Regions from separate parts of the Homo sapiens genome. Here regions 2 and 3 are each linked to region 1. A link is an interaction called in ENCODE POLR2A ChIA-PET data of the cell type or tissue named here. Cell type or tissue: Panc1. All regions are shown on one strand.

Region 1 (2,500 bases):
CTACGAGGGTGATAAAGAGGGAGATGTGAAGTGTATACAGGAAGCCTGGTTTGGATTAGGGTCTGAGGAAAAGCCCAGGAGGAAATTAAGTTTAATTGGAGACTTATAGCTGGGGATGGTGGCATGTACCTGTGGTCCCAGATACTAGAGATGCTGAGATGGGAGGATTGCTTGAGTGCAAGAGTTTGAGGCTGCAGCAAGCTGTGATCTTGCTCACCGTACTTCAGCCCAGATGACACAGCGAGAGCCTGACACATTTAAAAAAAAAAAAAAAAAAAAAAAAGGCTGGTAATCCCAGCACTTTAGGAGGCCGAGGCAGGCAGAGACAGGCAGATTGCTTGAGCTCAGGAGTTCAAGACCAGCCTGGGCAACATGGTGAAACTCTGTCTCTATAAAAAATTAAAAATTAGCTGGGCTTGGTGGCATATGCCTGAAGTCCGAGCTACTTGGGAGGCTGAGGTGGGAGGATTGCTTGAGCCTGGAAGGTCAAGGCTGCAGGGAGCCGTGATCACACCACTGCACTCCAGCCTGCAGGAAAAAAAGAAAAAAGAAAAAAAGAAAAAAAAAAATCTCAGACCTAAAGGATCACAATGAATCATTCATCTAACATTTAAACAGTCAACCCTCTATACCCACAGATTCTGAATCTGTGGATTCGACCGACCATGGATCGAAAACATATTTTAAAAAATTGTCTGTATTGAACATGTGCAGACTTTTTTTGGGTCATTATTCTCTAAAAAATATAGCAATTCTTTGCATACAATTTACATTGTATTAGGTATTACAAGTAATCTAGAGATGATTTAAAGTATATGGGAGGATGTACATAGGTTATATGCAAATATTAAGCCATTTTATATCAGGGATATCCACACATTTTGATATCCATGAAATGTCCTGGAATCATTCCCCCATGGATACTGAGGGACAACTGTAACTGTACAGTGCTTGTCCTATAACAGATAACACACTAAGGGCTTTACATATTTAACTTATGTAATTCTCACAACAGCCCTGGGAGGTATGTTGTACTATTATTATCTACACTTTAGAGAGGAGGGCTGACCACAGAAAGTTTGAAAAACTGGCCCAAAGTCACATAGTTTATATGTGGCAGAGTCAGGATTCAAACCCAGGAAGCCTGGCTTGAGTCCATACTTTATTTTATTTATTTTTTTATTTTAAACTCTAATTTCATGGCATATTATGGCATCCCTACTCTAAATGGGAAATTAGGTAAAGGGGAAGGTGGAGTATACTGCGGAGGGCGGTGGAGCCAATAAGGCAGACAAGGCAAATAATTTATCCTGGGAACTATGGGCCATTCTGGTGGTTTTAATTAGGAAATGGTCATGATGAGGTTGCAATAGAGTCAGAGAGAGGGAGAGACACAGTGAGGAGGCTGTAAACATGGTCACGGCAGAGACCTGTGCAGCTTGGACTAGGGTGGTCGTGATAAAGAAGAGGGCCAGGTGCAGTGACTCACACCTGTAATCCCAGCACTTTGGGAGGCCGAGGCGGATGGATCACAAGATAAGGAGTTCAAGACCAGCCTGGCTAAGATGGTGAAACCCCATCTCTACTAAAGATACAAAAAAATTAGCCGGGCATGGTGGCAGGTGCCTGTAGTCCCAGCTACTCGGGAGGCTGAAGCAGAGAATTGCTTGAACTCGGGAGGTGGAGGTTGCAGTGAACCAAGATCGCGGCTCTGCACTCCAGCCTGGGCAACAGAGCAAGACTTCATCTCAAAAAGAAAAAAAAAAAAAAGAAAGAAAAGTGGGGTTGGGTTAGAGAAAAAAACTGGACATAGGACCTATGGGACTGGCTCATGGATGGGATGTAGGGACGAGTGGAGCATCAGGTTTTAGGACTGAACATGTGAATTGGACACACAGGAGGAAGAGAAGAAGCAGGTTGGTGAGTTCAGCCTTTGACTTGTTGGGTTGGAGCTGACTTTGGGACAGCCATCGAGGGTGTGAAGTGGGTAGTGGGAGCCACCTGGGGTTGAGGATGGAGTCTAGGCAGGGGGGCCCCTCAGCACAAAGATGGTCCTGTGGAGAGGGAGGAGCCAGGCTCTTAAGAGCAGTCTTCCTCAGAACCTCCCAGGGCGTGGTTAGAAATGTAGGTCCCATGCTTCACCTGGACCCACGGCAGCCACCTCCCTGGGTGGGCCCGGGCCTCGCCTCCTTATAGGTTCTCCGGGTGACAATGAGTTGGAAGGATTTGGGCCCAGCTCAGTGAAGAGCAACTCGGAAGACCTGAGAAGATGAGCAAGGGCTGCCAGAGACATGGAGTCGCCCCAACTCACAGGCTGCCTCCAAATGCTATGGATCTGCCACTCCCCTAGTGAGCCAGCGAGCTCAGCTCCCTGACCTGACTGGCCTGTTGGCTTCTGGCCCTTCCCTTCCCCTCCACATTCCCACAGGTTACTCTTATCACCTCTTTCACCTGTCTGCTCATTCGGCCAGGCCCTCAGGATAAGGTCTAGTCCGTGGAC
Region 2 (2,500 bases), 210 kb after region 1:
AGAAAGAAAGAAAGAAAGTCAATAGGCAGGCCACAGACTGGGAGAGAGTATTTGCAAACATGTCTCTGACAAAGGACTAATACCTAAGATGTATACCTTCTATAACTAGTTAATACAAAAAAAGACACCCAATAGAAATGACCAAAATATTTGGACAGACATGTCACAAAAGAAGAAATATAGGCTGGGCGCAGTGACTCACACCTGTAATCCCAGCACTTTGGAAGGCTGAGGTGGGAGGATCACTTGAGGCCAGGAGTTCAAGGCTGCAGTGAGCTATGATCACACCACTGCACTCCGGCCTGGGTGACAAAGTAAGACCCCATTTCTAAAAATAAAAATAAAAACAGATTTTTCATCCTTAAGTTTCTCAATGTTAAAAAAAAAAAGATATGTAAATGGCCATAAGTAGTTGAAAAGGTGTCCAACTTATTTGTCACAATGGGAATGCAAAATAAAACCGCAATTAAATACCATTACACATCCACCAGAATGGCTAAAATTCAGAAAACCATTTACATCAAAGGGTGGCAACACTGTGGAGCAACTGGAACTCTCCTACATTGTGGTAGGAATGTAAAGGGAAAAAGTCTGACAGTTCTTTTTAAAACCAGACATGTTTAGTAATTCTGCTCCTAAGTATTTATGTATTTTTTATTTTTTTGAGACAGAGCTTTGATCTGTCACCAAGGCTGGAGTGCAGTAACGCCATCTCGGCTCACCGCAACCTCCGCCTCCCAGGTTCAAGTGATTCTCCTCCCTCAGCCTCCCGAGTAGCTGGAATTACAGGCACCTGCCACCACGCTCGGCTAATTTTTGTATTTTTAGTAGAGATGGGGTTTCACCATGTTGCCCAGGCTGGTCTCGAACTCCTGACATCAGGTGATCCACCCACCTCGGCCTCCCTAAGTGCTGGGATTACAGGAGTGAGCCACTGCGCCCGGCCTTAAGTATTTATTCAAGAGAAATGAAAACATATATTCACAAACAATTTGTACAAGAATATTCATAGTAGCTTTTCAGTAGCAAAAGAAAACCCAAACAAACTGGAAACAGCCTTGGTGTCCATCAATGGGAGGATGGATAAGTGATGGCATAGTCATACAGTAGAATTCTATCCTGCAATAAATAGGAACTGTATACAACATTATGGATGATTCTCAAACACATCCTGCTAGAAAGAAGCCAAATATAAAAGAGTTCACACTGCGTGATTCTATTTATATGAAGTTCTAAAGGAAGCAAAACTAATCTGTGGTAATAAAAATCAGAATAGTAGATGCCTCTGGAGATTGGTGGGAGTGGGTATTGGCTAGGAAGAGCAGGAGGAAATTTTCTGGAGTGATGGTAATGTCCTATATCTTGACAGGGGTTTGAGTCACATGGATGTATACATTTGTCAAAACTCTTGAATGACATACTCATGCATTTTAGTCTATGTAACTTTGACCTTAAAAATCCACAAAAAATATTGAACTCTTTCATCCGGACAGATGGAAAAAAGAATTGAACTCTAGTTAATTAAACATGGACCCCAACTTAGGATGGTTCAATTTATGATTTTTCAACTCTAGGATGTTGTGAAAGCAATACAACCATTCTGTTTTTCACTTTCAGGAGACTAGTCAATAAATTACATGAGATATTCCACACTTTATTATAAAATAGGCTTTGTGTTAGGTGATTTTGCTCAATAGGCTAAGCTAAGCTGTGATGTTCAGTAGGTGTATTAAATACATTTTTCACTTAATGATATTTTCAACTTATCGGGATATAACTCTACCATAAATTGAGAAGCATCTGTATATAAATGCTGAAATGTTTAAAGGTGAAGTCTGTTGATGTCTTCAGTTTACTCTGAAATGCATAAAAACAGACTGATGGGGCTGGGCACGGTGACTCATGCCTATAATCTCAGCGCATTCAGAAGCTGAGGTGAGCAGATCTCTTGAGGTCAGGGGTTTGAGACCAGCCTGGCCAATATGGTGAAACCCCGTATTGTAAAAAATACAAAATTTGTATTGTAAAAAAATACAAAAATTAGCCGGGTGTGGTAGCACACGCCTGTAATTCCAGCTACTCAGGAGGCAGAGGCAGGAGAACTGCTTGAACCTGGGAGGCGGAGGTTGCAGTGAGCCAAGATAGCACCACTGCACTCCAGCCTGAGTGACAGAGTGAGATTCTATCTCCAAAAAAAAAAGATTGATGGATGCATAAAGAAATGGATAGATATGTGATAAAGCCAATATGGCAAAGTGTTAATTGTAGAATCAGTTGGTGGGTATACGGTGGTTCACAGTAAAATTATTCTAACTTTTCTGTACATCAGAAAATTTTTACAGTAAAATGTTAGGGGCAAAAAAAAAAAAAAAGACTACAGAATCTCTGAGAAGAGTAACATTTTCTAATCTTAGAAGTGATCTTGGCTGGGTGCGGTGGCTCACACCTGTAATCCCAGCACTTTGGGAGGCCGAGATGGGTGGATCACAAGGTCAGGCAT
Region 3 (2,500 bases), 610 kb after region 1:
AGAATGGCTCTGAGCTCTCCCTGCTGAAATGCTGACAGCAATCAGTTTCTCTCACCTCTTCCCCCTTCCAGCCATGCATGGATTCCCTGAAGCTGCCTTCTCTGTTCAGGCCAGGGGATAGACACTGAGGAAGAAGAGGCCCTCAGACTGGGAATCAGTAGAGCTGACTTTGAATCCTGGCTCTGCTGTATGGCCCTAGGCAAGTTTTGGTCCTCAGCTTCCCCTTCTATAATGTAAAATATCAGGCTAGATGACCACTAAGGGACCTCCCATTCTGACATGTTAAGGAAGTCCAAAAGTTCAGAGGAAGGAGAAATCAGGATGAATAAAGGCGGATTGCCATTAGGCGGTTAGGAAATAAAAACACTAATAGCTAATATTTAAGCTTATCATATGCCAGGCACAGTACTCAGTGCTCTTAGATGAATTATTTCATGCATCTCTCTTAAGAACTGTATAAGACTGATATACTATTCTGCAAAAGAAGAAATGAGGCTCCTAGTGGGTTAAGACAACTGCTAATAAATGGCACAAGTAGAGTTCAAATATAAGTAATGTCTCCCGTGAGGATGTGGAGGAGATGAGACCTATACTGGATCTTAAAAGAGGGCAAAATTTGGGTATACACAAGGAAACTGTCACAGGACCACTCTTTTGATACGGAATTATCCAGCCCTACCTCATCCATTTTGACATCTCTGGTCTTGCTGCTGATGTTGTAGGGACAGGACTGAGCCAGTCTCATAAAAGCTATTTGATACTTACTTAGGGAATGAATGAACTTGACTCTGTGAGTTTCCTGGTTCATCAATTCTGTTGAAAGTTCCCCAAGAATAGAAACTCTTCATGCCATTAGGACCTAGCCCAGGATTTGGCAGATTTCTGGACCCCATCATAGAGCTAAGAAATCAGACTCTCTAACGAGGGGATCCCTAAAGGCAGCAGTTTAATTAAACTCCCTGATACTCCCCGATACTCCCCGTAGAGTTTGAGAAGCCAAAACTCTCAGCTGGATCTTCCAAATCCAAAGTGAGAATTATCTGCTCACATATAGGCAGCTAGGTAGAACTCACTGTCAGGAACTCACTGGTAGATACTGAGGATGCGTTTACTTCTCTGAGTCACCCAAGCATCAAATCTATGATTTTTGCAAAGTCCCACTCAAGCCAATGAAGTTACCTGCTTATCTGAACTTTGAAGACAGGCAGTTAGAAGAGGTCATAGAATCATAGTTTTTCAGATGTCTACTGGCTCAACAGCCTACCCAGAACCAGCACATCCTCCCCCAACCATTGGCAAGTGGTCAGCCAAGTTTTGCCACCCTATTTCAATGATGGGGAGCTCACTACCTTACAGGTAGCCCATTGCATTCTCAGTCGGCTCTCATTTAAAGCTCAGATCTGCCTTCTTCTCCTTTGGATGGGTGCCTATCAATGGCTGACAAATTCTTCCAAGGCCCTTCATGATCTAGCTTCTACTTACCATCCCTTCCCGCTCTAACCACCCCTAAGCATTCCTCAAATGTGCCAGCTCCTTTCTGCTTCTTCTTCTTTTTATTTTTTTTTTTTTTGAGACAGAGTCTCACCCTGTCGCCCAGGCTGGAGTGCAATGGTACAATCTCGGCTTACTGCAACCTCCGCCTCCCAGGTTCAAGCAATTCTCCTACCTCAACCTCCTGAGCAGCTGGGATTACAGGTGCGTGCCACAACTCCCAGCTAATGTTTTGTATCTTTAGTAGAGACAGGGTTTCACCATGTTAGCCGGGCTGGTCTTGAACTCCTGAACTCGTGATCCACCCGCCTCGACCTCCCAAAGTGCTGGGGTTACAGGCGTGAGCCACCGTGCCTGGTCTTCCTTTTTGCTTCTTTTGGCTTCCTTGCATATTCCTTGGCCCCTGGCTGCAGCACCTCCCCTCCACTGTGCCTTTCACCTGGCCAATGCCTGCTTATTTTCTCTGTCTCAACTTAAGTGTGCCTCTTCTGGGAAGTTTCCCTGACCTTCCCCACTCCTGCACTCCCCTCCAGACCACAGCAGGCCCCTTGTTCTGCATTTTCAAGCCCTGCCTTTCTCTCTCTCTGCAACTAGTTGTAATAAAATGATTATTGGTGCAGTTAATTTAGCATCTGATGAGAAAAATGGTTTTCAGCCAGGGATGATTTTGGCCCCCACAGGGCAACTGGCAATATCTGAAGACATTTTTCATTGTCACAACTGAGGAGGGAGTATACTACTGACATTTATTGGACAGAAGGCAGGGATGCTGCCAAGCAGCCTACCATGCACAGGACAGATCCCCATAACAAAAAATGACCCAACCCAACACATCAACAGTGTTCTCAACATGTCCATAGAGAAAACTCGTTTTGGAGTATAAGCCCCATGTGGTCAGGGACTATTTCTTCTTTGATTGTCACAATTTCACCAGTGCCTAGCAAACAGCAGGCAATCCATGAATGCTTGTGGAGGGAAGAAGAGAAGGAGAAGGAAGTGGGTCATAGAA

What was found. Peaks named below come from ENCODE experiments on the same cell type or tissue, not always from the same donor. Only the 100,000 strongest peaks of a DNase experiment are listed, where the experiment ranks them.
Region 2: POLR2A ChIA-PET joins it to region 1 with 6 read pairs; 4 of 35 experiments call an interaction of 5 or more read pairs at or near these places.
Region 3: POLR2A ChIA-PET joins it to region 1 with 5 read pairs; 2 of 35 experiments call an interaction of 5 or more read pairs at or near these places.

What each region holds. Positions count from the first base shown.
Region 1 is chr5:150,479,669-150,482,168 of GRCh38, forward strand. All of the region lies in intron 2 of NDST1-AS1 (NDST1 antisense RNA 1), which reads right to left. Among named protein-coding and RNA genes, the nearest start is that of NDST1-AS1, 5.1 kb to the right of the region's middle. In Panc1, no CTCF peak of the experiment used is centred here; no DNase peak of the experiment used is centred here; H3K27ac peaks cover 392 bases.
Region 2 is chr5:150,685,499-150,687,998 of GRCh38, forward strand. No RefSeq gene overlaps it. Among named protein-coding and RNA genes, the nearest start is that of MYOZ3-AS1, 14 kb to the left of the region's middle. In Panc1, no CTCF peak of the experiment used is centred here; no DNase peak of the experiment used is centred here.
Region 3 is chr5:151,089,644-151,092,143 of GRCh38, forward strand. No RefSeq gene overlaps it. Among named protein-coding and RNA genes, the nearest start is that of TNIP1, 9.9 kb to the left of the region's middle. In Panc1, no CTCF peak of the experiment used is centred here; no DNase peak of the experiment used is centred here.